Linked DNA regions of Mus musculus: all the other regions are linked to region 1. A link is a loop called in an ENCODE intact Hi-C map of the cell type or tissue named here. Cell type or tissue: left cerebral cortex. All regions are shown on one strand. Each heading gives the region's core, and the rest is flanking DNA. Links, peaks and the distances in the headings are about the cores only. Region 1 overlaps Nsmce2 (NSE2/MMS21 homolog, SMC5-SMC6 complex SUMO ligase). Region 2 holds the start of Trib1 (tribbles pseudokinase 1). Region 3 has its middle 60 kb from the start of Gm38563. Region 4 overlaps Nsmce2 (NSE2/MMS21 homolog, SMC5-SMC6 complex SUMO ligase). Region 5 has its middle 42 kb from the start of Gm36819.

The links. A loop is a pair of places that touch in the nucleus more often than their neighbours do. Peaks named below come from ENCODE experiments on the same cell type or tissue, not always from the same donor. Only the 100,000 strongest peaks of a DNase experiment are listed, where the experiment ranks them.
Region 2: a loop joins it to region 1, with 8 times the contacts of the local background. A loop is called at or near these places in 32 of 42 quality-filtered maps.
Region 3: a loop joins it to region 1, with 6 times the contacts of the local background. A loop is called at or near these places in 6 of 42 quality-filtered maps.
Region 4: a loop joins it to region 1, with 2.5 times the contacts of the local background. A loop is called at or near these places in 12 of 42 quality-filtered maps.
Region 5: it touches region 1 in a loop (5-fold over the local background); 31 of 42 quality-filtered maps call a loop at or near these places.

The regions. Positions count from the first base shown.
Region 1 is chr15:59,394,544-59,400,895 of GRCm38, forward strand. The region is part of intron 2 of Nsmce2 (NSE2/MMS21 homolog, SMC5-SMC6 complex SUMO ligase); the gene reads left to right. Among named protein-coding and RNA genes, the nearest start is that of Nsmce2, 24 kb to the left of the region's middle. In left cerebral cortex, for the core only: a CTCF peak has its summit at 2,845 (motif pointing right); DNase peaks (open chromatin) are centred at 2,896 and 3,391; H3K27ac peaks cover 296 bases.
Region 2 is chr15:59,644,669-59,651,020 of GRCm38, forward strand. Trib1 (tribbles pseudokinase 1) reads left to right here and starts at 3,986. Exons shown (of 3, transcript NM_144549.4): 1 at 3,986-4,854. The coding sequence starts at 4,495. In left cerebral cortex, for the core only: CTCF peaks have their summits at 1,645 and 3,290; DNase peaks (open chromatin) are centred at 1,488, 2,168, 2,382, 3,162 and 3 more places; H3K4me3 peaks cover 2,242 bases; H3K27ac peaks cover 3,648 bases.
Region 3 is chr15:61,093,524-61,099,875 of GRCm38, forward strand. No RefSeq gene overlaps it. Among named protein-coding and RNA genes, the nearest start is that of Gm38563, 60 kb to the right of the region's middle. In left cerebral cortex, for the core only: a CTCF peak has its summit at 3,118 (motif pointing left); a DNase peak (open chromatin) is centred at 3,078.
Region 4 is chr15:59,525,302-59,531,653 of GRCm38, forward strand. The region is part of intron 4 of Nsmce2 (NSE2/MMS21 homolog, SMC5-SMC6 complex SUMO ligase); the gene reads left to right. Among named protein-coding and RNA genes, the nearest start is that of Gm36677, 90 kb to the right of the region's middle. In left cerebral cortex, for the core only: no CTCF peak of the experiment used is centred there; DNase peaks (open chromatin) are centred at 2,477 and 3,776; H3K27ac peaks cover 1,135 bases.
Region 5 is chr15:59,862,198-59,868,549 of GRCm38, forward strand. No RefSeq gene overlaps it. Among named protein-coding and RNA genes, the nearest start is that of Gm36819, 42 kb to the left of the region's middle. In left cerebral cortex, for the core only: a CTCF peak has its summit at 3,101 (motif pointing left); DNase peaks (open chromatin) are centred at 3,028, 3,946 and 3,996.

The DNA.
Region 1 (6,352 bases), core at 899-4,898:
ATGCACTGGCCATGAAGCCGGACACCTGAGTTTATCTCTGGAAACCCCATTGTGGAAGGAGGGAACTGGTTCCAACAAGTTGTCCTCTGACATCCACATGTGCAATCCTCCCTCCACCCCCCACAGTTGTTTTTACAAAGAAATGATTTTTCCATGTTCATATGTATGATTTACTGGTCGGTTAATTTCTAGTAGAAATTATTTTTTACAAAGAGCATTATAGCTGCTGCCATGCCATAGATTACTGACAAATCTTACTTTTGAAGTTAATTTAGATTCAGGTATATTTATACTGAAGCTTATGTGTGTTAATGCTTTATTTTGCAAAAACCTGCTACATGTCTGTAGTTTCACTCTTATTTGTTTACTCTCTATCTGGCAAGGGCTATTCTAGTAATATAAAGTAATTCCACTGCTTTTAGACCTTATTCCAGACTTATTCTCTCTTAACAGTTTGATGAAAATAACCTGACATTGATGGAAGAGATAGCTAAAGTCAGAGGGGTAAAGTGGCTTGCCTGAAGCCACAGAGTACGTTCATATTCCATTAGCTTCTGTTGTGCTGAATTGAATGTATGTATAACAAATTCACACACATGTATGTGTGTATATATCAGCTTGCTCTTTATTAATCCTAATTGCCTTTGTATAAACAGTTAAGTTAGTAAATAATAAATTTATAAATATGGTATGTAGATTCTTTTTTGAAGAAATTTTATGGGCAGAGTGTTTGTTTAAAATTTGTTTTAATGGAATTTTCCATAAGCTTAATTGTCTTAATTAGGGTTTTATTGCTGTGAAGAGACACCGGACCATGGCAACTCTTATGAAGGAAGACATTTAGTTGGGACTGGCTTCCAGTTTTAGAAGCTTAGTCCATTACTGTCATGGCAGGAAAAATGGCAGTGTGCAGCGGACATGGTGCTGGAGAAAGAGTTGAGAGTTCTACATCCAGATTTGCAAGCAGCAGGAAGTGTATTGATCTATTAGACCTAGCTTGAGCCTCTAAGACCTCAGCCCCACCCCCAGCAACACAACTTCTTCAAGACCACACCTACTTCAAGGCCACACCTCCTAATAATGCCACTCCCTATAGGCCATGCATTCAAACACATGCATGTATGGGGCCATTCTTTATTATTATTTTTTTATTAGATATTTTCTTTATTTACATTTCAAATGTTATCCCCTTTCCTAATTTCCTCTCCAAAAATCCCCTTTCCTCTCCCCTGTTCCCCTGCTCCCCAACCCACCCACTCCTGCTTCCTGGCATAGGCATTCCCCTATACTGGGGCATAGAACCTTCACAGGACCAAGGGCCTCTTCTTCCATTGATGACCGACTAGGCCATCCTCTGCTACATATGCAGTTAGAGCCATGAGTCTCTCTGTGTGTTTTCTTTGGTTGGTGGTTTAGTCCCAGGGAGTTCTGGGGTTACTGGTTAGTTCATATTGTTGTTCCTCCAAGGGGGCTGCAAACCCCTACAGCTCCTTTAGTACTTTCTCTAGATCCTTCATTGGGGACCCTGTGCTCCATCTAATGGATAACTGTGTGCATCCACTTCTATATTAGTCAGGCATGGCAGAGTCTCTCAGGAGACAGCTATATCAGGAGACAGCTTCTTGCTATTATAAATAAGGCTGCATTGAACATAGTGGAGCATGTGTCTTTATTACAAGTTGGGGCATCTTCTGGGTATATACCCAGGAGTGGTATCTCTGGATCTTCTGGTAGAACTATGTCCAATTTTCTAAGGAACCACCAAACTGATTTCCAGAGTGGTTGTACCAGCTTGCAATCCCAGCTCGCCAGCATCTGCTGTCAACTGAGTTTTTGATCTTAGCCATTCTGACTGGTATAAGGTGGAATCTCAGGGTTGTTTTGATTTGCATTTCCCTGATGATTAAGGATGTTGAACATTTTTTTAGGTGCTTCCTAGCCATTCAGTATTCCTCAGTTGAGAATTCTTTGTTTAGCTCTGTACCCCATTTTTAATAAGGGTTATTTGGTTTTCTGGAGTCCAACTTCTTGGGTTCTTTATATATATTGGATATTAGCCCCCTATGTGAATTAGGACTGGTAAAGATCTTTTCGTATGGGGCCATTCCTACTCAAACCACCATATCAGTCTATTTTTCCTTTAGTCTTTCCTCCAGCCATCTAACAGTCCATTAGCCTTTTCGTTTTTGTAATTTGTCCATTTTATTATCTACCCATGTAAAATGTATAATGTAGTGGGGTTTTTAAAATTATATTCATGGATACACATAACCGTTACCACAATCATTTCAAAACCACAACCCCTGGCAAGGTGTGATATTATATACTTATAATTTCATTACTCAAGAGACTGAGGCAGGAGTATTGTGAGTTCAAGGACAGCCTGGGCTGTATAGTGATGAGAGGAGAGGAGACCAACAAGAAAGGAAGTGAGGAAGGGAAAAGAAAGGAAGCAGACCCTGCGTCCTTTAGCATTGCACGCCAGTCTCTCCAGGAGCCACTGATCTACTATGGCTCTATAGCTGTGGAGTTACCTGTTTCAGACATTTCATATAGAAGTGAATTTTATATAAAATGTGGTTTTTTGTGGTTGGAGTGTTCTTGTTTTCAAGCAAGGTTCATCTGTGTTGTTAGATCCATCAGCATTTAATCAGTTAGCACTTCATTTATTTTTATAGTTTAATAATACTCCATTATGTAGTATGTAGCTATACCACATTTTGTAGATCTACCAGTTGGTGGACCCTGGGTTGTTAATATTACTAAATTATTCTTGGATGCTTGTGCTTTGAACGAGGAATGCCCTCACTAGGCTCAGGTATTTGCATTACTTGGTCCCCAGTAGGTGGTGCTGTTTGGAGAGGTTTAGGAGGTGCAGTCTTGCTGGAGGATGGATGTCTCAGGGCTTCCAGATTTTATAGCCTATCCCTGCTTCCAGTTTGCTTTCTCTACTTCTCTCTTGCAATGTGAGCTCTCACCTTCTTGGCACCATGCTTGCAGGTGGCTCCCTGATGTCATGCCTCCCAGCCGAGATGGATTCAAATCCTCTGGGACCAGAGCCCAGATAAGCTTTTGGTCACATGGTGCTGTGTGTAGCACAGCAGCAAATGTAACTATTAATTGTGCTGCTCAGCATCCATTCTCACGTTAGTATCTCAGCATGGTTTCAGTTGGCATTTATGTAATGATGTCATATGCTTTTGGGCTCTTAGAGAAATCTCTGGAGAAGTGCCTATTCATATCCTGTGCACTTTTAAATCCAGTGTCTAAGTTCTTTATATATTCTAGAGAAAAGTCTGATATAAGACATGATCTGCTGGTATTTTTCCTATTGTGTGCTGCATTTTACTTTCTTGATAGTGTTCATTGAAGTATGCAAGGTTGTGATCTTGCGGGAGTCCAGCTGTGTGGATTTGCTGTTTTCGTGGTATGCCTTCCCCTGATAGAGCTTAGCATCAAGCTTGAAGCAGTCCTATTCATGTGTGCTGAGTATGAGTTTTGAGCTGGGACTCATTTGATGACTAGTTCTCTAAAGGTGCTGTGATGAAAACCTTTTCCCAGCAACCATGTGGAACCCTGGAGTTGGTGGGAATTGTAGATGAGAGAGCCTTCAGGACAGGCTTCACATGGGCTGTTGCAGGTTAAAGGTGAGTAGCTGTTTCATGTACTAGAAACAGACTGGAAAAGATTGATGAGTATTTGTCCTGATATGAAAGCTGACAAACCTGCCTGTAAGCTTCATGGCTGCTTGAGAGGTAGGAAACCCCTAAGTCAAAGACAGCAGCTTTTGTTGTTATACCTCAGATAGTATGCCTGTTCTGGTTTACCTTCCTGTCTCCATGCCTCATGGTTTCTGGAGCTGATATGGGAGAGCCCAGGAGGGTTGAGGTCACAACTAAGGAACCTCAGGCTCAGGGGTCCAGTTTTTGGAAGTAGACGCCATCTTAGTCTTGTGAGATCTTGCTCTTACATAAGCATCCTTGTAAAGATGGACTGGGACAGAAGGGCACATGGCACCTTTGCTCCCAAGATGTTCAGAATGAGTGAGAAATGACTTGCTCCCTAGAACCTGACACATTCAGGGAGCTGCAAGTGCTTCAGGGTGAAGATTAACTTCAGCTGAGGCCTTTCCAGGCTGTTGCCACCACCAGTGGTGAAAGCTTCAGCACTTTTCTTTGGAGATGAACTTTGTCCAAGATGCAGGAGAGGCCAGGTGAGATGAAGAGAGGGGTCCTCCTCTGTCCCCAGAGGGAACATAATCCTTTGGTTGTCTGGATGGGGTAATGTTGGGCTTTCAGAACTACAGAATCATGCACTGGCTGCCCACTTTAGTATCATTGTGACTTTAACTTTCAGGTTATTTTCCTTTATAAGTAGTGATGATGTAAAATAGCAGTGAATGTCTTGTAGGGTCCTTAACCATCCACCCATCCACATCTCCCTAACACCTGCCGTATTTGGAGTTGCTGTAAAGTATTAAGGAATGTATCTAAAATGCTCTTTACAGAGCTGGTACATAATATTCATATTGGTCAGTTGCTTTGTTTTTGCTGTAATTATTTGAGCATTTGAAAAGATGGATCCTGTAGAGCCTTAGGGTCAGAATTGACTTTGTACAAAAATACATCCGTGAATTAAAATGCAAATTCTCTATTAGCCTAGATGATTGCTTCATCTCTTAGAGCTTGCTTTTTCCTGCATGTGAAGACTTGAAGTGACTGCCTTTTTGTGGTTATTCTGGGTTTGAGACAGTTATTTCCTTTGTTGTTTAGGGTTTACTTTGAACTATGGTCTTGCTGTGTTGCCCAGGTTAGCCTCCAAAGCTACGTAGGCTCAAGTGATCTTCTTTCTCAGCTACCTGGCTGGAGTACAGACACATGCTACTCTGCTGTATTAAGCTCCTCACTTTAAAGGCGGCCCTGGGCAGAGACTGGCTACATGTGTGTGTGTTTCATTGGTATTCTGCTGAGTACTTAGTTTTAAGTCACTGGGTGCTCTCTAACCAGTGTCTTATTTACATGCAAACAAAATTACACTAAATAACAGATTTTTTTTTTGCAGTCTCTTTTGTCCCATTTTGCAGACTGTTCTTTTAGAAAGTATCCTTTTTAAATTTTGGAATAATAATAGACTTACAAACACTTGGAATGAGAGTTCCCAAATGTCTCTACCCACTGCCCTTACTTGCTCAGACCTTAGTGCATAGTACATTTATCAAAGCTACATAAAACATTGGTGTGTTATTGCAGACTAAACTTCTGTTTTAGTAACATTTTTTCAGTGGCCCTTTTTCTTTTTTTTATATTTATTTTATTTGTATGAGTACACTGCAGCTGTCTTCAGACACACCAGAAGAGGGCATCAGATTCCATTACAGATGGTTGTGAGCCACCATGTGGTTGCTGGAATTTGAACTCAGGACCTCTGGAAGAGCCGTTGGTGCTCTTAACCTCTGAGCCATCTCTCCAGCCCCAGTGTCCCTTTTCAATACATTGTCCAGGATGCAGTCCTGGCTGCCACATTGCATTTAGTCACTTCTTGAGTTGTATAACCTTTTTCTTTTCCCTTAAAAAAAAAAAGTTTGACTTTGTGTGAAATGTCCCTCAGTTGGAGTTTAATGTTTTTCTTATGAGTTAAGGGCAATTTTATGTTTTTAGAAGAAGATGACAGAAGCCAAACTCCTAATCACATTCCGTGAGGGACTCAGCATGCTACCCTACACCACTTGGCTCTGGCAGTGTTTGCTAGGTGTCTTTACTACATACATGAGTAGTGTTTTTGTTTAGTTGGAATTCTTTAAATTGTTTTTTTCTAAGACCTTGGAACACACAGCTTTAAACAAGATGTCTTCATCAAATCCTTCCCCTCAGAGCTCAGGAAATCCTGCCAAAGAGGAGACTGAAGGAGTGGGGGAGACAGTACACAGGATACCAGGAGAACAAGGCCCTTTAAAACAACTGAGCAAGGCTCATAGGAACTCTGAGAGACTGAAGCAGCAGTCACAGCGCCTACATGGGTCTGCACCAAGTTCTCTGCGTTATATATATAATAGCTTTCAGTTGAGGGCTTTTATGGGAGGCCTGAGTGTGTAAAAGAATAGGCCTTCTTGTGCCTTCTCTTGAGGCTCTTTAATTTTTTTGTTGGCTTGCCTTATCCGACAAGTAAATCAAGTTGGTGTTTGTTTTTTCTTATTATATTTTATTTTGCTATGTTTTGTTATCCTTTAGAAGCCTGTTCCCCCCCTCCAGCACTGCCCCCCCCTCCCGCACGCCCCCCTCCACCCCCCAGTAAGAGACAGAAAGGAAGTGGATCTATATGGGGAAGGAGGTGGGGAGGAACTGGGAAGAGTAGA
Region 2 (6,352 bases), core at 926-4,925, 250 kb after region 1:
AGGTACAAAAAGAGCAGTGCCTGAGAAGCCAGAGGGAAGTTCAGTCCAGACTTGGCAGCAAAGAAATCTCCAGGACCAAGATCAAGACAACTTCTTCACTCCCTTGTCCTTGTGAATGGCAGGCTCTGCCAGTGGCCATACGCCCACTCCTGCACACATTCCTTCAAAGCTTAACTTCCTGCTTTCCTAGGCTATCTACAGCCTATCACCTAGGCAGGATTCTGTGTTTAACTCTGAAATGTGTCATGGAGTTACCAGTCCTGACTCTGCCCAAATGTTGTTTTTTCCAACAGTCCCTTATCGCCAGCAGTCCCTGCGGGTGACCCTCATCCCACAGGGACTTGCTGAACCCCTCTTTTGTGATTGACCCTGAGCTTGGGGCTAGAGTGAGTATGGTCAGACCCTTCTTTCCTGGAAATGCAGTCCAGTGGAAAGAGTCCCAGGAGATGGGACGTCCTTGCAGCTGGATGCAATTTACACCTGACTGCAGGTGCTGGGAAAACACAGAAGGTGTTCTGCAGGATGAGTAAGAGCTCATTAGCTTGGCAGAGGAAGAAGAAAGATTCTAGTGGGAGGGAATATTTTGGGCAACTGTGCAGAGGTGTGAATTGGCAGGTGTGTTTGGGGCCCTGCCAGGAACTGGCATGAGTAGGACAGAGACCAGGAGATGAAAAAGATGAGTCTTGAAAGGGAAGTGAGACCTGAACGGATACAGGATGTGGATTTCCTCCGTGAGTCCTTCAGTGTTAGGCCAGAGCCTGATGCCCTCAGGTTCACGGTTCAAGGGTTCCTCTAGTGTTGTGCCAAAAAGGAACTGAGGGGGGCACCTTTACTTTATCCACAGCACTTAGTAGGTACCCTGACACACAGTAGGTATTTGCTAGTGGCTGAAAGGATGGTTTCATGGTTCAGAAGCTCTCTGCAGGAATCCAGTCTTGCACTGAGTTGGGGGTGGGGCGTGAGGGGCGTGGGTGGGCGTGTTGTTGGGGAAGGAGCTAGACGAGGAAACGAGGAAACGGAATTCAGGTCAGCAAGTTTACCAAGAAGAATTTCCTTGTGGGGAACTAGTTCCAAAGGTATTGGAAGAGCAGAAATCAAAGAACAAAAAACAGTCCTGAGGGTGACTCGGATTTTAACATCAGGAAGTTGCTCTCACCCTAGGACCGGAGGACAAGATGGTATCACCTGATCCCAGGAGGCCAGAATTGTTGGAGTGAGCCAGGCCATGCAGAGAAGATGTGGTAGACTAGGATCCCCAGCAGGCACACTCTGTTGGAAATGAGAAACTGGAATGGAGGATGTGGTACTCAGCAAAGGATGGCAGGAAAGGAGTTGGAAAGGGCAGAAGGACTAGCTAGGCTCATCTAAGGCAATCTAAGAAGGCTTCCGTTGCCTCCAGCTGAGAGCTTGGAACTGGGAATGCAGAGGGGGTACAGGTCCCTGCAAGAGGACAGGGCTTTATCTTTCCACCACCTCCTTGCTCTTTTCAGTCACAGCGGTGCTATTCCTTTGCAGCAATCAGGGAGAAAAATCTAGTCTCAAAGAGAAGCGTGGCTGTCCAGGAAATCATCACACAGAGAGGTTGCTATAGCTGAATGCCCAAGCAGGGAGAAAGATGTCTCCTGGTAACTCTCCTCTGCCTCCCACCTGCTCATGGTCTTCCAGAGCCTCCCACTGGTCATACTGGGCAAAAAAAAAAAAAAAAAAAAAAAAAAAAACCCAACTCAAACCAAACCAAAAACCCCAAAACTCAGTGAGTTTGTGAAGGCCATCCCAGGGAGCTGAGCAGAGGAGGACGGGGCACATGTTTAGCTGAGGTGTCATGGCAACGGTGGTTTGTGGTGATGTATCTCCCAGAAGAGGCTAACAAAGGGGGAGGAGGTACATACAGCATTCAGGTTAAGATAACTCATCACAGTATTGGTTGGGTTCATTGTCCAGTAACAGGCCCAGCGGGCAGCTCAGTACATCCTAAGATTCCTTCAGGAGAGAATCTTATCAGGTAGGACAAAAAACCTCAGGGTCTAGTGCAACTTCCTAAACATACTTAGTCCCGATAACCTGTCAAGATTCAGCTCCCTCTCCTAGCCAAGCTGCTGTTCCGTACACGGATTTCCTCTGGGCAGTTCGCATAACCCTATGGAGGCCTCCCTAACAGTTCCTTTCTTTGCAAGTTGTGGTCTCCTCTGAGTCTACAAGAGTGCCGGAGAAGCTTCCCCTACGGACTATGGACTGCTTCCCGTCGCCTTTGAATCACAGCAAGGAAGCTAAAGGTTTTAGGCTTCCGTTTTTTGTTTTTTTTTAATCAAATGGAGCAAAATGTAACCCTATGAAGTGAGTGTAAAACTAAAGTTCATAACGTATGCAAAATAATCAGAGTAAGGAGCCCGCACGCCCCTGGGCCACAACTGATGCCAATTATCATTACTGTCTCAATTTAAGTCTCCTAATCCCCAGCGCCTAACTAACCCTTGGAGATGCTTAATTAGCGTTTGTTGAATGACTGGAGAATTAATGATGAAAAGGATTTATTCTTGGGTTTGACCTGGTTTTAGAAAATTAATTATTCAGCATAATTGCAAGAAAGGATTTTGATAATAGGCATCTATGCTAAGTGAGGATCCAGAGACTCCAAACTGACCTGGTTTGCGAAAGAAGTGGGGGGGGGGGGGACCAAACAAAACCCAGCAACACAAAATGTGACTGCAAGCTGTTTCCAGGGAGCAAGGTCAGCCAGTTTCAAGAGCACACAACTCAAACTATATGAAAGTATACATGCGACCTTGTCCGCGTGCAGATGGTATCCCTGGCAGTGAATAGAATGACCCGTACCCCAGTATCCAATACTCCTGGCCGCACTGGCGCCCTAGACCCTCGGGCGCGCATTGCAGGCGGGAGGGGACAGGAATCTGGCGCCAGCCACGTGGGCCCCTTCCGCCAGTTCCCCACATCCTTTGTTTCCCACCGGCCGGAGCTCAGGAAGCTCTTTCGGCGAGTCACCGCGAAGGGGCGGCCCAGGAGCTTGGAGAGGCTATTTCCGTGCAATCCGGGCGGGCGGCAGGCGCGGGAGGGGCGTGGAGGTGGAGGCAGAGCAGAAGGCCCAGTGTTTGCTTTTATTTCATCCAACAGAAGGTTCTATTTGTGGAAGCGAACAGACGCTGGGGATTAGAGTTGGGAGGGGGCAGGAAAAGAGGGGAAGAAAAAAAAAGCCACATTCACTACCACGCACAGGTCTTCCCCGGAACTACCGCGTGGGGGTGAATGACTGATAATGGAATTCATCACCTTTCCTCTCGCCCCTTCCTCCGGCTGCAGCCGCGACTCGACGGCGCCCACAGCTCCACCGGGAGCTCCCCAAAGTGCAGAACGGCGGGGAGGGGGGGACCCACTAGGATAAAGGCGTGACCACTGGGTCTCAGCCAGCTGCCGGTGCGCAGCCAGGAGGTGCGCGCGCGGCCGCCGGGAGCTCGGTGCTCCATTGTGTTGTGTGAATGATGCGCGCGCACCAATCAGCGGTCGTTTCGCCCCTGCTGCCCCGCCCCTCCCGCCCACTTCCCCGGGAACCTGACGTCACGGGAGCTTTGCCTCCGCCCCCTCCCTGGGCTACGGGCCCGCGGGCCTGCGGTGGGGCGCGCGCAGCCTGCTGCCCAGCCCAACCCGGGGGGCGTGTGCGCGCGCCCAAGGCGTCCCAGGACGTTCCCACCTGCGCCTCGGCGCGCGCGGTCAGGAGCATCCCCAGGCCTCCAGCCACCCCTTACAGTTCCAGCCTCCAACTCCACCTCCCCTCCCCCCTAGTCTCCTCCCTCCGCTCCGGTGACTGCAAGCCGGGCGACGGGGCCGGAGTCGTCGCAGCCACCTCATTGCACAACCCGGCTTCCCAACTGTTTACACAGCCCGGGCTGTGAGTGTGTGTGTGTATACAGCGTGAGTCACCGGGAGGCGGAGGAGGTGGAGGAAAAGGAGAAGGAGTGCACTGGCCGGGATCAGTGCGGCACACACACTCATAGTCGGTCACTCTCTCTCTCTCTCCTGGAGCGCGTCTCGCTCGCTCACACGCCTGGAGCCCAGGAGCGCGCAGGATTCCGAGCGGCGCGGAAAAGTTGTACCGGCTTTTACGCCAGACTAATTGCTTTGGGAAGTGCGTTTGCTCGGAGAAGCCGAGGAGCCTGTGGAATCCTGTCCTCGAGGCTCAACACCCGGGAACTCGGGCCGTCTCCACGTCCCGGACTATCCACAGCCTCGGCAACAATAGCGGCGGCCACCGCCAACGAGGCGCCCAGACCTGGTGCCTGTGGGGGTCTGGAGACCTTAGCCGGCCTCCCACCCTTGGACGCGTGGCCAACGTGGTTCTGGTGGACAACGCCAGCGTCCTGGAACGGCTCCTCTTGGGGACCGATCCAAGCTCTATCTGCAAACTCCATCCCGCCGACTGGAAGAAGTCACAGCGCAGATCCAGGGATTTACAAAGCCGGGGCCGCTCCGGCCAGGGCCGCGATGCGGGTCGGTCCCGTGCGTTTTGCCCTGAGCGGCGCCTCGCAGCCCCGCGGTCCGGGTCTACTGTTTCCGGCTGCCCGGGGAACCCCGGCCAAACGCCTGCTGGACACGGACGACGCGGGGGCAGTGGCGGCCAAGTGTCCGCGCCTCTCTGAGTGCTCGAGTCCCCCCGACTACCTCAGTCCCCCTGGCTCGCCCTGCAGCCCTCAGCCTCCGCCCTCCACGCAGGGGACCGGCGGCAGCTGTGTGAGCTCACCCGGGCCCAGCCGAATCGCCGACTACCTGCTGCTACCCCTAGCTGAGCGCGAGCATGTGTCCCGGGCACTGTGCATCCACACCGGCCGCGAGCTGCGCTGCAAGGTAAGCATCCTGGGGCGGAGGTTGCGGGTCTGGATCGTCCACAGAAGTGCCTAGGTTCCGGCCCACCGGGATCACAGTCCCGCCAGCGCTTGGGTTTGGCAGAGCAGATAAGGGCGTTTAGTTGGATAAGGAGGGTATTTTGGTCAGCTTCGTGTTTTTGGAGGTTGAGTGCTTTCCTGTGGAGTGTTTTTTGGTGAGGGTTAGGCGGTCTAGAGGAAGTGCAGGGTTCAGTTCTTTTATCTCTGTTCTTTTCTTTGGCGCTCTGTATTGCTAGCGCGTGGCGTTCCATTTAAGTTTGGAATTGCAATGGGTTCCAGGGCCATGCCATTGCCCTGCTCTCATCCCCCTCCTCCCCCTGTCCTGGAAGGACGCCCTGCAGTGTGTGCCTCCTCGGGACTTGGAGCAACTGGCAAGCTCTTTGCGCGAGGCTCGCGGCATGGGTTCTGTATAGACCAAGTCGGGCTTCTTTTTACCTAGGGGTTTCTGGGCTTGAACTCCTGTTGGGACCAGCATACAGCCCACCCCAGGAAGTGTTGGGATGGGGTGGTCTTAAGCGTGGGAAGGCTTCTGGCCAGCATCGGAGTATTGGAAAACTTCCAGAGGCTCGCTTCCACTTGCTTTAGTTTGAGCCGGCGATTTTCATTGCAACATTAACAGGAGTACAACTAGATACAGGATGGCCGGTCTGGGAGAGCGCGTAGCCCAGGACTGCTTCGCAGTGTGCTCTTCGTGAGCCGGACACCCCATCTCTGGGCCATTGAGAGCCCCACTGACTCCTTTCATTCTCCTGCAGTTAAAAGTGGCATCTGGGTTTCCAACAACTCACCTGAAAGCCCCCCTCCGCCCCCCCCCCCCCCCAACGTGAGCGCCCCACCTCTCCGTTTGCTGCTGCCACCTACTGTCCACTCTCGTGAAATCTCTGATGCGTGGTCAAGCACAGAGAGAAACTCTTTCTTCTTGGTGGATGAGAACAGTTTTGGGAGAGAAACGGATGGGGCGGGAGGAGAAGGCAGCAGATATATATTTTTTTCCCAAGTTGGTACTAGAGCAGCCACCTCAGAGGTGGGGTTGGTCTGGGTCATTGTGCAACCCCTTCCAGTTCCTCTGAGCAGATAATAGCCGAATCCAGATGGTGACAGCCCGTGTGTCACCATTTCCAGTTGCGTCTAGGATATGAGTAACCGGGCTGAACAAAAGGCCCTTAAAGAGACCAGCCAGCTTCTTAGAGGATTTGCTACCCGTTCTGGGGAGGGGGGCCAACCAGGGTGGATGGGGGTCGAGGAAACAAACAGGAAAAAAGAGAAGACCTATAGAGGTGCCTATCCTCTCCTGTAAGAAGGTAACTACAGGCTGCTTCCACCTGAGTCTCAGCCATAGGCAGGCTGCATAAGGCCGCTTTGTCAGTCTCTCCTTCCAAGTCATCAGTTCCTTCTGACTAATGACAGCTCTGCGTGTTTGCTGCCTCAGCTTCCCGTGGAGGCTGCAAAGTCACCACATT
Region 3 (6,352 bases), core at 1,208-5,207, 1.7 Mb after region 1:
TTAAACTTTGTTGAGTGTATTTTCTGCATCTATTAACATGTTATTGTGCTTTTTAAAAATATTTTGTCGACATGATGGATCAAGTCAACTCATTTCCAGATGCTAAACTGACCTCTCCTTGTATACATGTCCTTTGGTCATCCTATATAAATTTCTTAGATGTTGCCATATGTGTAACTGTTTGGTTGGAGATTTTCATATGTATGCTTACAACATATAATTGCTCTGCAGTTTCCTTATGATGACTACCTTTGATCTTGATATTGAGGAAATAACTTCTTAGAGTAAGCTTTGAAGTGTTCACTATTACTATATTTTTACCAAGCATCTGCAATGTATTAATTTTAAATTTTGTATAAAGATTTGGCAGGATTTACCAAGGCACTTAGGAATGAAGTTTGATTTGTGGATAGCTTTTTTATTATTATTTTTTTATTTTACTGGTGTTAATTTGTCTTTTTTGTTAAAACTACTGATTTAGTTGTTTATATGTCTATTTGGATTATCTATTTCTTCTTGAGTTAGCTTTAGAAATTTGTCTTCACCAGTCAGAATGGCTAAGATCAAAAATTCAGGTGACAGCAGATGCTGGCGAGGATGTGGAGAAAGAGGAACACTCCTCCATTGTTGGTGAGATTGCAAGTTTGTACAACCACTCTGGAAATCAGTCTGTCAGTTTCTCAGAAAATTGGACAGAGTACTACCAGAGGATCTCGCAATACCTCTTCTGGGCATATATCCAGAAGATGTTCCAACTGGTAAGAAGGACACATGCTCCACTATGTTCATAGCAGCCTTATTTATAATAGCCAAAAGCTGGAAAGAACCCAGATGCCCCTCAACAGAGGAATGGATACAGAAAATGTGGTATATTTACACAATGGAGTACTACTCAGCTATTAAAAAGAATGAATTTATGAAATTCCTAGGCAAATGGATGGACCTAGAGGGCATCATCCTGAGTGAGGTAACCCAATCACAAAGGAACTCACACAATATGTACTCACTGATAAGTGGATATTAGCCCAGAAACTTAGGATACCGAAGATATAAGATACAATTTGCGAAACGTATGAAACTCAAGAAGAACAAAGACCAAAGTGTGGACACTTTGCCCCTTCTTAGAATTGGGAATAAAACACCCATGGAAGGAGTTACAGAGACAAAGTTTGGAATTGAGACGAAAGGATGGACCATCTAAAGACTGCCATATCCAGGGATCCATCTCATAATCAGCTTCTAAACGCTGATACCATTGCATACACTAGCAAGATTTTGCTGAAAGGACCCTGATATAGCTCTCTCTTGTGAGACTACGCCGGGGCCTAGCAATCATAGAAGTGGATGCTCACAGTCAGCTATTGGATGGATCACAGGGCCCCCAATGAAGGAGCTAGAGAAAGTAGCCAAGGAGCTAAAGGGATCTGCAACCCTATAGGTGGAACAACATTATGAACTAACCAGTACCCCGGAGCTCTTGTGTCTAGCTGCATATGTATCAAAAGATGGCCTAGTTGGCCATCATTGGAAAGAGAGGCCATTGGACTTGCAAACTTTAAATGTCCCAGTATAGGGGAATGCCAGGTCCAAAAAGTGGGAGTGGGTGGCTAGAGGAGTGGGGGGAGGGTATGGGGGACTTTTGGAATAATATTGGAAATGTAAATGAGGAAAATACCTAATAAAAATATTTTTTTAAAAAAGAAATTTGTCTTCAGTTGTTCATGGTATTTTACTATAATCTATTTTTGTTTCTATAATTTTTACTCTCTATATTTTTTCTCTGGTACGAGGTGCAACCAATACTTTTAAAATCAAAGAGAGAACTCAGGGTCTTCTTGCCTCTGCTTCGCAAGTACTGTTCTTAAGGGGTACACCCTGCTCAGGTCTATCAGGTAAGTCTTGCTTCAGTTATGTGTGTATATGATACATTTGTAAATACCACAAAATATATATTTCTTATTGTGGATGTGGTTAAAAAATATCTGAAACTGGAGTGTGCTAAGCACCAGATTTGTTTTATATGAATGGTCATAACCTGTATTAAAGTTTCATTAATTTCTTCCTCATATTTGGCTGATGGCTACTATTTTTCAAGTATACCTTTAGGTCATGCTTTCTGGAGGAGCCCTTTCTTTTCTTTTTCTTTCTTTTTTGTCTTTTATAAAGTGAATTTATTTATTCACTTTATATCCCAATGTCTGACCCGCTCTCCTCCCAGTACCCCATCATCCCTCCCTCCTCGTGCCCTCACACACCACACCTCTCCTTTTCCCCCTTCCCAGCACATAAAGTCTTTGCAGTACTAAGCACATTCTCTGCTACTGAAGCCAGACAAGTTGGCCATGTTAGGGGAATATGATCCACAGGCACATAGACAACAGTTTCAGAGATAGCCCCTGCTCTAGTTGTTGGGAACCCACATGAAGATCAAGCTGCACATCTGCTACATATGGGCAGGGGAGGGAGTTAGGTTCAGTCCATACTCACTTTTTGGTTGGTTCCTTCTTTTGAACTCCCAAGGGCCCAAGTTAGTGGACTCTGTTGTTCTTCCCGTGGAGTCCCTGAATTTATTATCTGTGGATTCCATTATCCTAACTTTGTCTGGCTTCAGTGAGAGAGAATACACCTAGTCTTACAATGACTGATGTGTGTGTGTGTGTGTGGGGGGGGTTAATACCCAGTGTTGGGGGTCTCCTTTCTCAAAGAAGAAGTGGAGGGGGAACGGAAGGAAGAGCTGTGGAGGGGGGAGTATGGATGGGGAGCAGAGGTGGGCTAATACTGGAGGATAAACTCAATAAATAAATTAATTAAAAAAAAGAAAGATGAAAGCAAGCACCAGAATTCATCATAAAGTCTGCTTTCGAAAATACTCAGACACTATCATAGAGTTAATGTGGGAAAAAAATAAACATTAAAAAGCTACAAAGGCTGTGTTTCATGTGAAGGAAAGCAAAGTTGTCTTCAACACAGTGCTTTTCACAAGATCTTCAGTAAGGGAGGCAGGGGGAAAGACAAGGAGGAGAGCCCATGTATCCTGCTGTGTGCCCACAGGATTCCCTCCCTGTCTTGCAATGCTTACTAAATATGAAAACATTGCTCCATCTAGTGGTTTTTCTTAACACACATTTCTCACAGCTTCCTCTTGTTGGTTATCTTTGACCATACCAGAGAGATGGGAGGCTTTAGTTTCCTAAAGGTTCATGATAAATTTTTGTCCTTCAAGAGTTTCAAAGAATGAATTATTTATAGAGCATAGACATGAATGAAGACTTCCAGACAAAATGGCAAAAAGAAGTGTCCTGAAAAAACTCTTCTGCTACTTCATCTATCTGGAAAATTTTTGGTAGGTTTCACAAGAAATTGTTGTTTGTGAATTCAAAAGAAGACATCTCTAATAGGTAAAATGAGAGAACATGAAGGCACAGTTATGAGCCACAGCTCAAGTAAGAGTAATTCAAGTCAATGGAAACAAACTTCATCAGCTCAGGGTCAGTTTTGATTAATTGGCATTTATATATATTTTTTATGGTTTTCAATTTGCTGCATTTTGAAAGTCTGGTAATTTTTTTTTAATTAGATATCAAACATTGTAAATTTTATCCTCTATCCCCAAATGAGCACATTGAAACCTAATACCAGATGGGAGACTTGTAGTAGTTGGAGCCCTCCTGTAAGCTATCGGTGTCCTTACACATAAGGTATCACACACACACACACACACACACACACACACACCTTGTCCCCCTTTTCAGGCATGTTAACAAAGTACTATTACTGGGTGGTGTCAGGAAGTAGTCTCTTATCACTGAACCAGAGAGAAACTTTGTATTTGACCTTCCAGCCTCTAAAACTATCTCAGATATGTCTCCATGATTATAAGCCTTCTGTTTTATGATAGCCTGAACAGATAAGAAAAAATATTGATGCACTTGCCTATATATATTCTAAAATGTCACTTACCCAGTTCCACTATGTGGAAGTAACTTGATACTTTTGGTTCTCTTTTTAAATTTCCATCACTAGGTAGGTGGTACCTACAGACAGTATTTAGCTTAAGATTCTGACTTCTTTATTCCTACTACCTTTAATTCAGCATGACATTTTCAATTTCATGAGAATAAAGGATACTGCAGAGAGTTTCTGTGGTCGAAATGGCTCTGAATATTTACTACTTATAGATGTTAGATTAGTGTCTTGCTAATAGTAAGTATACGCATTCTAATTGATGCAGTTTGTAGTGTAGGGGTTATTATTATTTTTTACTCTATTTTCAACTTTGGTGACTTCCATTCATACACGATATATCTGACATCCAATTCATAATCCATACCAAAACACTTGGCTGTGTTTGATAATGAGATAGAAAAGCAAACATCCCACAACCAACACACAGAGAGAAAGAGAGGGAGAGGAGAGAGTTGAGAGGGGAGAGGGGTGAGGGGAGAGGGAGGAGGGAGGAGGGAGAGAGGGAGGAGGGAGGAGGGAGAGAGGGAAAGGGAGGAGGGAGAGAGGGAAAGGGAGGAGGGAGAGAGGGAAAGGGAGGAGGGAGAGAGGGAAAGGGAGGAGGGAGAGAGGGAAAGGGAAGAGGGAGAGAGGGAGAGGGAGAGGGAGAAGGAGAGGGAGAGGGAGGGGGAGGAGAGGGAGAGGGAGGGAGGGGGAGGGAGAGGGAGGGAGGGGGAGGGGGAGGGAGAGGGAGGGAGGGAGGGAGGGAGGGAGAGAGAGAGAGAGAGAGAGAGAGAGAGAGAGAGAGAGAAGATGATCACTTTTAACTGTCAACTTGATGCAATCTAGAATCATCTGGGAAGAGAGTCTCTGTGAAGGATTGCCTAGATCAAGTTGGCCTATAGGCACATCTTTTGGGGGAGATCATCTTGATTAAATTAACTGATGTGAGAAGGTTCATCCCAGTTTGAGTGGCCTCATTCCCTAGGTTTGGTCCACAAACTATGAAAAAACTAGAGAAGGTTTCTGCCCTGTTGACTCTCCTGCTGTTGTAAATTATAACCTGGAATTGTGACCTAAAAATAAACCCTTTCTTTCCTAAGTTCCTTTCTTTCCTAGGGTCTCATCAAAGCAACAGAAATGAAACTAGGACATATGTCAAGTCACAGGACCATCATGGGACCTGTAATCATTTTTACTGGAAAAAAGAATATGTAATTGCAAATCAAATACAAAGTACACACCAAGATTAGACAAGGTAAAGAGAACCTTTTTATGCAACATGACCTATGTTCCTTTCACAGATGATAGCAGTCTCTTGTAAAAATGTCAATACACTTTCAAAATTTTTTGGTTTTAATTTTGTGACATTTCAATGAGAATTAAATAACTTGTAATATAAGGTTATTTTAAAATATTAATAAAATTTTGAATTATTACTAGGAAATTTCACAAATTCTGGTTATACTCGAATTTCCATGTTTTCATTAAAAAGATACAGAAGTCAGAGAAGGAAAAGCCAATCAATACCTTACAAGTATCAAATTTCACATTTGTTCCATCCTATTAAAAGCAACTCTTCCTGTAGGTTTCTTTAACTCTGATGACACAGGAAATGTGAGTTTTCCAGAGGCTGTGTAGATCGTGGGTCACTGTGAGGAAACAATGAAGCAGATATCAGAGCATGAATAAGTGCTGCTCTGAGCCCTCATCTGCCCTGCCTTGACCTCCTGCTGTTAACAGCAACTACAGAAAGCTGTAGAGTCAGCATCAGCAAGCATGCAACATCAGCAACAGTTTCTGTCATTCACAAGTGCTGGCTTTTAAGATATGAAGAACCCTTCCCAGTGAAAACAAGTCTGAGATCCTTAGATTAGAGTCACTCATGGTTCTCTTCTCAATAAGAATCCAGGTCTGAACTCACTCTCATTGGTTGGAGGTGATGCAGACAAAGCACACCATGGTTAATGTTAATGATATTATGCAAAACTCAAATCTGTGTGTATATCAACATTTGATGATTCTCAAAGGAAATGGTTGGTGATGATCACTTTAAATCAATCACAGTAAGTGATATTTGTCTTTGCTATTAAAGGGGCTTCAAGCCTGGAGCCCATGCATGCAGTGTTTATTCTATGAACTCCCTACTGGTGGACATCTGGTTGGCTCCCAATTGCTTGCTAATTCACACATAATGCCTCCTTCATTTTGCCTTTTCATCACAAGCAAATAACCACCACACCTGAATTGAACTGACAAATATTATTATTTATTATGTCTCCTAAGACCCATATCTCTTTCTAAGATTTATTTATTTTATGTATATGAGAACACGGTCACTATCTTCAGACACACCAGAAGAGGGCATCAGATCCCATTAAAGATGGTTGTGAGCCACCATGTGGTTGCT
Region 4 (6,352 bases), core at 1,613-5,612, 130 kb after region 1:
CATCCAACCTTGTCAGGAAATCAGTGTACACGAGCACAGCTCTGGCTGCTTCCCGTGCTCACCTGCCATTTCAGTAGAGAGCTTGCTTGGCTAGGGACATTCTACAATTCTAACACTTCTCCCTCTTTGACTAAAGTGATCTTTTGTCAGCCATGAAAGTATTTGTCCTTGTGAAAGTCACCTCGTAGGAGCCGGGTGGTTTGGTAACCTGAGTCCAGTCATGGGGCCCCGTTCATAAGTTAGTGATCTTGGAACAGGGACCATGTTTGTTGGTGTGATTTGTCTCTGTTTTGGTTTGGTTTTGTTGAGAAAGTCTCACTGTGTAGCCCAGGCTGGCCTGGAAATCAAGCCAATCCTGGCTCGGTCCCCTAAGTGATGAGTTTTACAGGTATGAGCTACCACACCCAGTCGTTTGTCACTTCTTATTTCCTATCTCAGAATAAGTTCCCCAAGGGCAGAAACCACCTTTCTGTTCTCATCGAGTAGTTGTTGATGATTTGTTGACGGACACATAGCTGAGAACTGTTTGTGTAACCCCCCCCCCCCCGCCCCCAGCTCTGAGTTAACACATGGTGATGGTGATTTTTCAGCACTTCCTTATTAGTAGCACAGGCAGGAACATGGATATTGCAAGCTCGCCAAGCGCTAACCCTTCCCACCCTTGGTAAGAGTTCCTGATAAACCTTTGGCTTCTGAGGAGAGAGAACTAAGCCCCAGTACCTCCTCAGCAACCGCCTTTCTAGATGCGGGAAGTGGATCTGGACTGTCAGAGCTGTTCTAGTGTCATGGAGGTGTCCTGTGTTTGCAGCAGCTGCTAGCCCTATTGTGCTCTTTCACTGAACGCTCTATTAGCCTTTGTGCCATCTGCTTATTTGAGACAATACAGCTGGGTTGACTGCAGCCATTCCAACAATCAGGATTTTCTTTTTAACAATGTGAACATTGCATACTGCCTCTCATTGTACACAGTATTAAGACAAAAAATACCATTTAGAAATGGTTGTGCTAAGCTCATTTTAAAATAAAAAGGTTCTATTTAAAGTTCAGCTGGTTATAGTATAAACCGGTTCTGATGACTCATTCTAGCGATACTTTTACCCCCCACCTGTGCTTTTAGTAGTTGTTTGGGGCCCAGACAGGAAAAACCCTTACATTATGTAGATTACTTATTTCAGGCACTTGATTTAGTAGCAACTTGTTGACTAATTGAGGAAACACTTTTAGTTAGAAATAATTAGAAACACTAGAACATCCAATTTGGTGAAGGGCATTGCATTATAGGTGTAGTTCATTTGTGACTGTATGTATAAATTTAATAATTTTTCAAGTGCGTGCTTGCCTCCAGCCCCTGCCTGACACAGTTATAATCTTCCTCACAGTAGCTCAGCTGCAGGCAGGAGACCATCGTCATTTCCCAGGAAGAAGCTTGCTGGTATCTCCAGAATAGGTCAGCGAATGCAGTCTCAGCTGTTCTCCCTGCCTACAATCTTTGTGACAATCATAAACAAATTAAATGGCCTTAAAGGACTCAGAACTTTTGACCAGCAACCTGCTTTCTTCCTTAAAGTCTGTGGGTATGATCTAGTTAGCGAGTTTCCCTCACGGTGCAGAGAGGGCAGCATAGCATAGCAGGATGGGTCATCCACCCTAGAGCCATGAACAGGACTTGCAGTGGAGTTGTTCACATTCAGGGATAAGTCTTCCCTTCTAAGTTGAACCTTTCTGGAAATGCCCTCATAGATACACTCAAAGGCGTGTTTCCATGGTGATTCTAAATCAAGTGAAGTTTACAGTGAAGATTAACCATCACAGTCACTAAAAATGAGTGAATACCACTCACTGCACGACCCAGCGAGACTGGCAGAGTAGTGAGGGGAGAACAGGAGTCTCCATGGACTCTGGCGCACTTCCAGGTCATCCTCTGAGGGGCTCAGCACACTCTGCACTACAGAGTCCAGGACACAGAGTACACGAGCAGTCTGCTGCCTTTGTAGGCACTGTGCTGAAGAACAGATGCCCTGCCTGCCCTGGCTACTGCTCTCAATGATAGTTTTTCTAGAGAAAATGAAAATTGGTATTTTGCTTTTTAAATATTCACTACTGATTACATTTTTCAAAGCACTGAACAAAGCCTATTTACAAATTACAGGTTATATATGATTGGTAGGTCTTATATGGTATGCTAATTGCTCCGATTTAAGAGTTGATATTTAGCTTTTCAAATTGTTGATTTTGTGTTTTAATTTTAAGAGAGGTATAACCCAAAGAAAGTCAATACTCTCTGCTGATGAAGACTTGATCGTTTCCAGAGACAGTTTCAGTACACCAGCTGTGTGACACCCAGCGCTTAGGCAGTAAGAGTACTAACCAGCTCATGTCTTCAAAGTATCTGCCACTGTGCAGAAGCAGGACGCCACAGCATCACAGACCTGTACTGCAACCTTGAGTGTAGCAGTGTGGAGCCTCTTGGGTAGCCCTGGCTTCTTGCAAGTAATTTTGCCTGAGTCATGGATGGAAACGGCGAGATTTGGATGAGCGCAGCTGTGCTTGTCGGAGGTCAGTCTAGCAGAGCTGTTGAAAGAGCAAGCAGAAAGCCTGTGCCGGCGTAAACCTTGGCATGCTTTGTGACAGCAGTGGTATCACCACCATATTCCTTGGCCTCTCTGTGGTCTTGCTTTCTGCTTCTCTGAGTAACAGTCATACAGGTTAAGTAGTCCTTATCCAAAGGCCTCAGACACACAGTGTTGGAGGAGTCTTCAGATATCACCATTTTTGCATGTATATAATATGATAAATTAGGGACAGGACCCAAGTTTCAACTTAAAATGTATTAACATTGTTTTCAATAATTAGCCTATACATGTGGGTTAAAGATAATTTTATGCAATATTCTAATAATTTGTGTATGAAACAGTTTCGTGGTATGTGATATTCCACCCTTGGTAATAATATCTGCATCCTAGCGTTTCAGTGATTACATCAAATATTCAGGACCTCACGCGTGGCAAATGCATTGCAGTTATTAACTACTGCCCCTGCTACTGTTTGTAATTACAAAAGGCCTGAGGCCAACCACGGCTGTGCCTGTTAGTAATTGTGCCCTCTAGATTCTGCTTGGTGATCTCTGTAAAGATCAATATGGGCAAGAAAACCCAAAGGTAAAATGTAATTACATGTGAATGCACATAAAGGTTTCACAAATGCAAAGTATTGTTTGGTGTGAAACCTTGTTTCAAAAGTGAAGACATGGGGTAGAACCTTTCCATGTTTGCCCAGCACTGCTCAGACCCCATGAGAAGTCATTCGTGTGTGTTCAGGAATTTCAGCTGTCTCTGTCGCTTCTGACATTCGAGACATGTTATGCAATTTGCTTTCAGTGTCTTTAGACCTCCTGAAAGAAACATTATAGGGCATGAAAGAATTTGCATAGTGTCTGCACAGTCCCCCATCAGTGTTGGTGGGATTTCAGTCTCTGGAAAGGGCCTTGTTGAATTATTCCATTCCATGATAATATTAGAACAATAGCCAAGACTGTGATATATAGTCCCAGGAGCAGTTGATTTTTATTTGGGGGTGGGTGGGGGATACAACCAAATGAAAATAGATTGGTCAAAACACTGAAAACCCCATTTCCCTAACATCCTTATTTTTATAGCTAATGTGCCAATTGACTCATAGATAACACCTGTGTCGTTTATTTTTAAAAACCTTACTGAAATCTACATCTTAGTGAAACTCTAGGAAAAAAATCACAACAGCTGTCCAGGCATCTGTTTGAATGATGCAGTGTGAAAAGAGTTCTAAATATAATTAGAACGTAAGACAAATAAACTTGCAGAGCAGTACTCAAGTATCAATTGAACTAGATCAGAAAGAACATGCCATTCAAATAACCTAAATCTAGAGTATTTATGGTTTGCTCTGGAAAGCAACAGATGTTTGCCTTGAGTGGTCTTTATTAGCAGACTCAAAACACAACTAGTCCATTGCCACTTTCTGGGTGCAGAGAGCTAGTATACCAGGATGGGGGGCGGGGGTAGGAATGAATGGTGTCAGGCTGACAGTGTAGCTCACTTGGTAGAGTGCTCCCATACATGTGTAATGTCCCCAGCACGGCATAGAACAGACATGGTAGTGCACCACCTATACTCCCAGGACTTGGGAGGTGGAAGCAGAAGACTCAAGGTTCTCCTCTGCTGCAGAAGGACTCTGAGGCCAACCTGGGCTGCAGGAGACCTTGTCTCCACAAAACTGAAGTGTTAATGACCCGGCACAGCGGGCTTTTGCAGGACGTCTTCATCACACCAGTATTCCCAGGATGCCCTGTTTCGATTTGACATTCCAGGCACCCCAGTTAGCACCTCTCACCATCTATCTTAGTCTGTTTTGTGTTTCTGTAGCAGAACTCTGTGACTGGGTAATTGATAAAGCAATTTATTTCTCACCATTGTGGCTACTGGGGAACCTAGTGTCACGGTGCTAGAAACTGGCAAGGGACATTACATCGTGCCATCTAAAGGTGGGATTCAGAAGAGCTTTGCTGTTGTGTTGCGGCTGCTACTGTTGGCTGGTTGGATTGTTTTTGTTTGTTTGTTTGGTTGGTTTTTGTTGTTCTTGGTTTTTTGTTTTTGTTTTTTTGGGGTGGTGCTACTGGATATCAAATCCATGTTCTTAATGAATGTCAGGCAAGCTTTCTACCACTACACTATACCCTCAGCCTGCTGAACTCACAGTCTACTCTCAAGAGTGCCGATCCACTCATGGGGAAAGGGCCCTCCTGGTTTAGAAAATTGTTGAACGTCCCATCTGTTGACACTGTTACCGTTACATTGCATTGTGTTTCTAACACATGAGCTTTGGGGACTGAGGCAACATCTGTCCTTCCTTCCTGTCCTTCTCAGTAGCTCCTAAGTGTCCATACTTGGCTGAGACTGGTTTCATATTCTGAGAATTCAAAGAAGAGGGTAGACAGTGTCTCCTTTCTTTTAAAGGCTAAGTAACATGATGCACATTTTATTTCAGGTACTATTCGGCCTTTAAAGCTTTTAGCATTGTCTGGCATACAGTGGGTATCAATTAATGACCCCAGTGTATGACAACATACACGTTTCAATAACTGTAGTTTATGGAGCGCTTGTAATATTCTAGAAAATCTTTGTACATATATGCATGCAAATTTGTGTTTAATCATTGTTATCCTATGAGTATAGGTTATTGTCCCAGCTAGTCCCAATTCATAGATGAGCTGCCTGAAGTTGGATGGTGATCTGGAGTTGTCCAAGGTTACACGTATGCCAGGTGTGTCTTAAGTACAACTTTAGTCCTTTACCATTGGAATGTTCCTCAGAGTCTCTTCCCACAGTCCCCATTTCCCATTGTCCAACAACTTCCTCCAAGGACAGTGCTTGCTTGCAGCATGTGTTTCCTGCTGTTCAGTGCCTGGGAAAACTAATTTCACTGACTCCACTGTGAATATGCAACTTTGTAGCTTTTTCTCAGGGCTACAAAACTTTGAGAAAACAAGAGGAAGTTACCAGTCACGCTGAAAGTTGTCATGCTAATAGGTTAATGATCATACTAATGATTAGTAATAGTAGGAGGGAAGTGAGGGAGGAGGTAGGGTATGAGTCTATAATATCTGCCCAGTTTGTTTCAGGGTGTTCAGATTCTTTCACATCTCTGAACGGCCCACGCCTCACTAAGTCTCCCTCCATTTGGTAGGTGAAGCAACTGAGACCTAGAGCAGTTGGCAGAAGACATTGCTCAAAGCCAAGAATCTATTTCCAGCAAAGCTGAGATTCAGATGCAGTCTAGTTCCTTTTTATCCTAAGAAAAACCTGCCTGTCTGGTGGTTATCTATCCCAGAACCTCAGGGGTCGAGTGACCTTCCTCTAATCCCACCACACATGCCCTTCATCTGTAGGATTTTACCAGTCATGTCAGAAACCTTGGAATTAATACCATACAGAGTTTGCATCTCTGGTTTTGCTGTGAATCCCATGGCACACACTGCCATGTACCTGTTGCCTCTGACTTCCACAGAGAGTGAGAGGTCTTGGCACGTATGTCTTTGTACAGCTCTCCCAGCAAGAGGCCGTCGTTCAGTAGATGCCCTAACTAGGAAAGCCTGCTTCCCCAGGACCTTTCCTCACAGTCCCTCTCACTGAGTCATCAGCTCGCTTCCTTCACTCTCAGCCTACACGTTCACTCAAGTCTCTCCTTCCAAAAGGAAGGGCAACAGAGGCTTTCTGTATGTGGCTGAGGCTGCTTCTCTTCCTCCTGCTCAAAGGAGAGGCCTCACTCTTGAGTAAACACAGTATCCTGAGTGCCTCCACCATGTAGTGAAATCTCT
Region 5 (6,352 bases), core at 1,410-5,409, 470 kb after region 1:
AGTCAGGAGGATGCATTGGTAGCTAAGTCCTTCGGGCATTTTTGCAGATGGGGAAGCTGGGACACGCCTCTCTCCCACACCTTCAGTCCCTATCAAAGCCGAGACAAACAACAACAGCAGCTGCGGCTTGCCTGGGTGCTCAGCTGGGCTGCCACTCCTGGCACACTGTCAGGGAGAGTCATGAGAAGGGACAGAGGTTCTGTTTAGGACCCCTGTGTGTGCCTGTGAACATGCTGAGGCAGCTGTGAATAGTTCTATCTCATAGATGAATGACTAGGTCTGTGCTGGTGCCAGAGTCAGACCTGGGCATATGCATTGCTTTAGCTGTGTCCTTCAAAGCTGGTGTTTACAACAGTCTAGATTCTCCTTACAGATACGAGGTCTTAGTGAGGATTTCAGGATTTGGTGAAATTGATAAAACCTATTAATTCCAGCAATTATCAGAGGAGGAGAGGTCAGATCAAGGAAACACAGGGTGTACCTCAGTCTCACATTGGGCGGAGAAGCTGGGATTTGGAATCAGGTTTCTGTCTATCATGGGACCATCTTCTTTACAACCATCTATGCATTCCAACAATGTCACCATTCTTTGTATTCAACATCTGGTGTGTGCAGACTGTCACACAAATCAGACACGTGATCCTCTTGAGTGGTCTCGCTGTATCCCCGGAGTCCACCACTACAGGCAGCCCTCTGAATCCATGGCTTCTGTGAATTCAAAATGCTCAGATAGTACAAACAAACAAAAAAAATCCAGGAAAAATTGCATCTGTAATGAATGTCAATTTTTTCAAAACTGTGAAAGTGTCATTGTGACAGTGAGTTAGGTGTGATGAACAATCCAGAAGTGACTTAAGGGTCACAGGAGAATGTGCACAGGTCATATGCAAATGTATTATCATTATATAAAGACTTAGCATTTAGCCAAAATTCGTTCAGTGAAGGGGAGATGGAACCTGTAGAGGACATCTCCAGTGGATAGGCATGACACCCAGTCAAGGGACGGGGCCACCCACCCATCTCAAAGTTTTTAACCCAGAAATGTTCCTGTCCAAAGGAAAGACAGGGCCAAAAAAAACCAAAACAAAACAAAAAAACAAAACAAACAAAACAAACCAAACAAACAAACAAAAAAACCCCAACCCAACCCAAACCAAACCAAAAAACCAAAAAAACCCAAAAAACCAAAAAGCCAAAAATGGAACAGACACTGAAGAAAGGGCCATCTGGGGACTACCCCATGAGGGGATCCATCCTGTCTGCAGACACCAAGCTCAAGACACTGTTGCTGGTGCCAAGAGGCACTTGTTTGACAGGAGCCTGGTGTGGCTGTTCCCTGGGAGGTTCAGCCAAGAACTGGCCAATGCAGAAGTGGATGCTTGGAACCAACCATCAGACTGAGCCAACCACTGAGCTGTCCCAGTGAGTTTGCTGGTGGAAGGACTGGAGGGGTGGAGAGGGATTGCAACCCCATAGGAAGAAGAGTGTTGGCTGGCTGGACCACCCAGTAATCCCAGGGACTAGACCACCAGCCAAGGAGTGTACAGGGAGGGATCCATGACTCCAGATACATATGTAACAGAGGATGGCCTTGTCTGACATCAATGGGCGGGGAGGCCCTTGGGCCTGTGGAAGTTTGATGTTCCAGCATAGGGGAATGCTGGAGTGGTCGGGCAAGAGTAGGTGAGGAGCACCCTCATAGAGGCAAAGGAGAGGCAGGAGAGGGTGGATGTGGGAGGGGCATTTGTGGAGGGGTAGCTGGGAAGTGGGATATCATTTGAAATGCAGACAAATAGAATAATTAATAAAAATAAAAAGACTTGAGTATTCACAGAAATGACCCTGGAAAATCCATGGATCCCAATGGATTAACAAGGTAGGTGCTTCACAGGGTCAAGAACTAATTATTGATGCCTTTATAATGTCGTTCTATTGTGAAGGTGAGAAAGCTTCTCCATCTTGTCCCAGCTGAAGCCATCTTTGGCTCCCTCACCCCCTGCTATTAGAAGTCCCGTGGGAAAGCACCCAACCTTGTTTTAGAAACTCGGGGTTGAAATGCCCTAGCTAACGGCATGCTCTTGACTCTTGGTAAACTGCTTGTTAAACTTGCTTCCCTGCTGGCAAACCAGGATATAGTTTTTCTGTGTTCTTTAATTTTGAAAGCTCCCTGCAATGCGCTTTCAGGGCTGCCTTTTGGGAAGCGTTTCTCTTCAGGCCGTCCCCAGCCTGCTCAATACAGACTCCCAATTCAAATTTTGGTCATGCCGGGTGAGTGGTCCTTGGGTCTTTACCAGGTAACACTATTACTAAAATACCATTGAACAGCGACTGTACCAGTAATAGCTGTGTTAGTAGCAGTGCTTGTCACATGATGAGAATTGGGTAAGCCAGGGGCTATGGCTGGTGAGACTAAGTGGTAAACTCTACATTCCGTTGCTAACATCCCTTCATTCTCGGTGGCTGAACAGTTACTTAAGCTTTGATGCGAATCGTGTTGTTATGGGGAGCGTGTCTTCTCAACAAACAGCGACTTGAGGACCCTTCCATTTTGTGAACGTCGTTAACTAAGGAGCTGTTGAAGTCATCGTGGAAGGGGAAGAGAGAGTGTGGCAATAGGTCAGAGGCTGTGACAGCACCCATCGGTCAGCATCCTACTGAACTAACTGCAAGGGAGATCCAGAGATGTGGTCTCGCGTGCTTGGGGAAAAGAGGAAACAGGCTTGGGGAGCGTCTAGAAGCTTCTGCCATTGTGCAAGCAGTAGAGGGAGATTGTACGCTTGGAAGTCTAACTGGAAGTCATAGACTGGAGGGGCGTGCTGGCAAACAGGGTGGAAATCAGGGGAGGTAGTTAGCCGGTACCAGCCAAAGCTAATCTCAGGTCAGCAGTGCAGTGTTTGTGCTCTTAGCTCTCTCATCCTTGGGGGTTGCGCTGCTTACACTGAGAAGGCATCTGAGAATCTGACAATTGGTAAAGGGCTAGAGGCAGACATTTATAAGAAAGGAAATAACTTGAGAGAAAACGTGTGGATAGTGCGGACCACCGCAGTTAAGAACTCTTTTTTCCCCCCGCGTAGCCCTATTTGTCTCCCCCTGGTGGCCATTATAAGCAACCATAGTTCCCTTCCCGGAGCTTAGCTGCTTGAGCAAGATCAAGTTATTCATCTCCTCAGTCACCCGAGCATCCTTGATGTCAGACTCCCAGCAGTTGACAGTTCTAACAGCAGCTCTTGGTGATGGTTTCTGAGGAGCAACAGTGATGTAAAAACCCAGCATAGAAACTCAGGAGACTCATTTGACTGCCTTCTGTCCATCTAGAGCAGTGGTTCTCACCCTTCCTAGTGCTGTGACCGTCAATTCAGCTCCTCATGTTGTGCTGATCCCAACCACAACATTATTTGTGTCGCTACTTTGTAGCTGTAATTTTCTACTGTTATGACTTGTAATGTGCAGGATATCTGGTGTGCGACCCCTGTGAAAGGGATGTTCGGTCCCCACAGGGCTTGCCACCCATAGGTTGAGAACTACTGATCTAAATTTTTCAGAATTCAGAACTTTTCCTTCAGTGACGCTGACAGATGCCCTTCACCTTTCTGTGTGATTTTTTTGGGGGGGGGGGAACAAATCATCTAAGGATGGAGACGTTTGCACTTTCTAGGTGCCTTTGTTGACGCCCCACAACCTTAATCACCTCATCATATGGGTGTGCACTAAAACAGGGAGGCCAAGTTTTCAGATGAGGAAACTGAGGTCCAGAGAGCCTATGTGACTTGTTGAAGGTGCCATTGCTCTTAACGTGTCAGAGCTTGTGCTAGTGCGATGGCCACAAGACGCTTTCTTTCTTCACACGGTGTTGTACCAATCATAACCACAGCTGTGAGGGAGGTGTTTTAAGGTCCTCTCAGCCATTCTGGCCCAGATGGCCTATGGTGTTCACACTAGTGATCTCTGGTGTGGTGGAGAAAGCACACATCGAGCGACTGCATCTTTTAAGTACTTAGATTTTTGATATGTCACTCTTGCCTTGCCAGATCTTCTTCTTTTATTTTTGCACAATGTGTTTAATCATCATGTACCACTGTGGGCATTTTCTAGGCTAAATTTAGATGACTGAAGTCCCCGCCCAGAACCCTCACCATCCTTTAAATAACCTAGATTATTTTGAAAAGTTCCAGCCAGGCTCCTGGCTTTGGGGGAACAAATAAAAAAAGATATGGGCTGTGTCCTTGATTGGGAGAAAGCCGACCTGTAGGGCAGTTGGGAAAAGCGCTGGATCGGGGGTGGGGTGGGGGTGGGGCTAGTGGGGTAGAGTGGAGTTGGGTGGGCGGGAGCGGAGCCGAGCGGGGCGCTGAAAACCTTGTTGAGACATCAAGACCAGTCCTGATGTAGAGAAAAGAGGAAAAGTTTCCGTGGTGAATTCAGTTGCCCCATTAGGGTTCTTGTAGCCATAGGTCAAAGGTCCTGCATCCTTAGAGTGTCCTCACTGAGGAGCAAATAAAGAAGCAGCATGCCTGCTCTTGTGTCACCTCCACATGTGGAATCAGTGACACATCTCATTTGCCAGAACCATCGCCTTCTCTCCTTGCTGCAGGAGACCTTTGATATTTTCTCACTTTCTATCGCCAGTTCCCGTCTGTCTCCTCACCCGTTACCAGCGACCTGAAATGCAGAAGCTGTCCTAGTTAGAAACCACCCCAGAGCCCACAGCTTTTCCACATCAGCCTTTGAGTCACTGGACAAGTGAAACCCCAGGAAGGCCACAGGGGTCACCTGGGCTTCCCCCGAACCCACGTGTTGTCCTGTGTTCTATGGTAGGGTGGCTTCTGCTTGCCTCTGCCCTCTGTTGCCTCTCTGTGATGTGCTCCCATCCTTTCCTTAATGGATGTCCCGTTAGCCTAAGACCATGCTCAAATATCTACTCTAAGAAACTGTCCCTGCTTCTCCCGGAACTCCTTATCCCTAAGCATTATTTTGCCCCCATAGAGCACCAAAGTTTCCTGTGGTAGCACAGGCTCTGTGGGTTAGCCATCTCTGTCTTCTATCTGTGAAACTTGAAGGTAGCTACCATGTCTCACCTTCCACATAGACTGAACTGTTGGGATCTGGTAGGTGCTTTGAAGTAAGCATTGTATGAATTATTAAGGTTATGGTTAGTTTATATAGTGAATTTGCCTGTGCACATGGATCTCATGTCCACTATGTTGCTGGTACTGGGAATCCACTGGATAAAAGGATCCTCGGCTCTCCCGAGGGTTGAGATTGGCGTCGATTCTCACAGCCAGCCATCCTGTACTCTTGCATAGCATCGTTGCAGGGAAGGCCGTTCTTGCATAATATTAGCAATGGCAGCAAACAGTGTCAGTTAGAATTAGGTTTGGTGCTAAATGATGAGAAATACAAGGAGACAGCTTAAATATATATGCTTTACTCATGTAACAGACACAAGTAATTTTTTTTTCATTTTGTTTTGTTTTCTGAAACAGGATCATGCTTTGTAGTCCAGACTATCCTGGAATTTAGTATGTAGACCAGACAGACCTTGAACTTAAAGAGATCGTTTGCTTCTGACCCTTAAAGGGCTGGGGTTAAAGGCATGTGCTACCACATCTAGACAGGTAATTCTGTCCAGGATGTCATCACATGAAGTTCTCAGAGACCTGGGCTACTCTAGCTCTGCACTTCACTGTCTGGACTTTAGCCGCTGTCTTTCACGGCCCACACGGAGTTTCAATAGTCATGTCTACCTTCAAACCACAGCCAGGAGTGTAAGGGATGGACTCAGAGCTCAGCCAACCATTTCTAAGAAGGTCCCTAGAATTTCCTGGAATCCACCACTTGCCATTTTGTTTACATTCCATTGGTGGAACTTAGTCATGTGACCACACCCACCTACAAAAACATCTGGGAAGTGTAGTATTTATTCTGAGAGATCTTGTTCCCAGTATGGAAAAGGGGTGGGGGAAATGGAATTGAGCCATCATCAACACTGTTAACCTAACACATAGGACTCACCTCAAAGACAATAAGAGTTTATTCTGGAGCCAAGTATGAGTGGCCATGGTCCAGGAATGCAGATTCAGGTTGCCCCAGACACCATATTCTAAGGCAGTAACAGTTTCATGAAGGTTTAATGGTTGCAGAACCAAAGGTAACTATAAATCATGTCACTCTTCAAGAGCATTGGTCAAAACATCCAGATGGTGAATTTTATATAGTCATCTATGGAAAAAAAATCTCTGCTACAGATTTTCAGTGTTACTTGATAAATGAGGGAAGCTAGTAGTCTGTTACTTTATCCCAAAGGGTTTCATAGGATAGCCATAGATCATTAAATTAGACAGAGGTGAGCAATGGG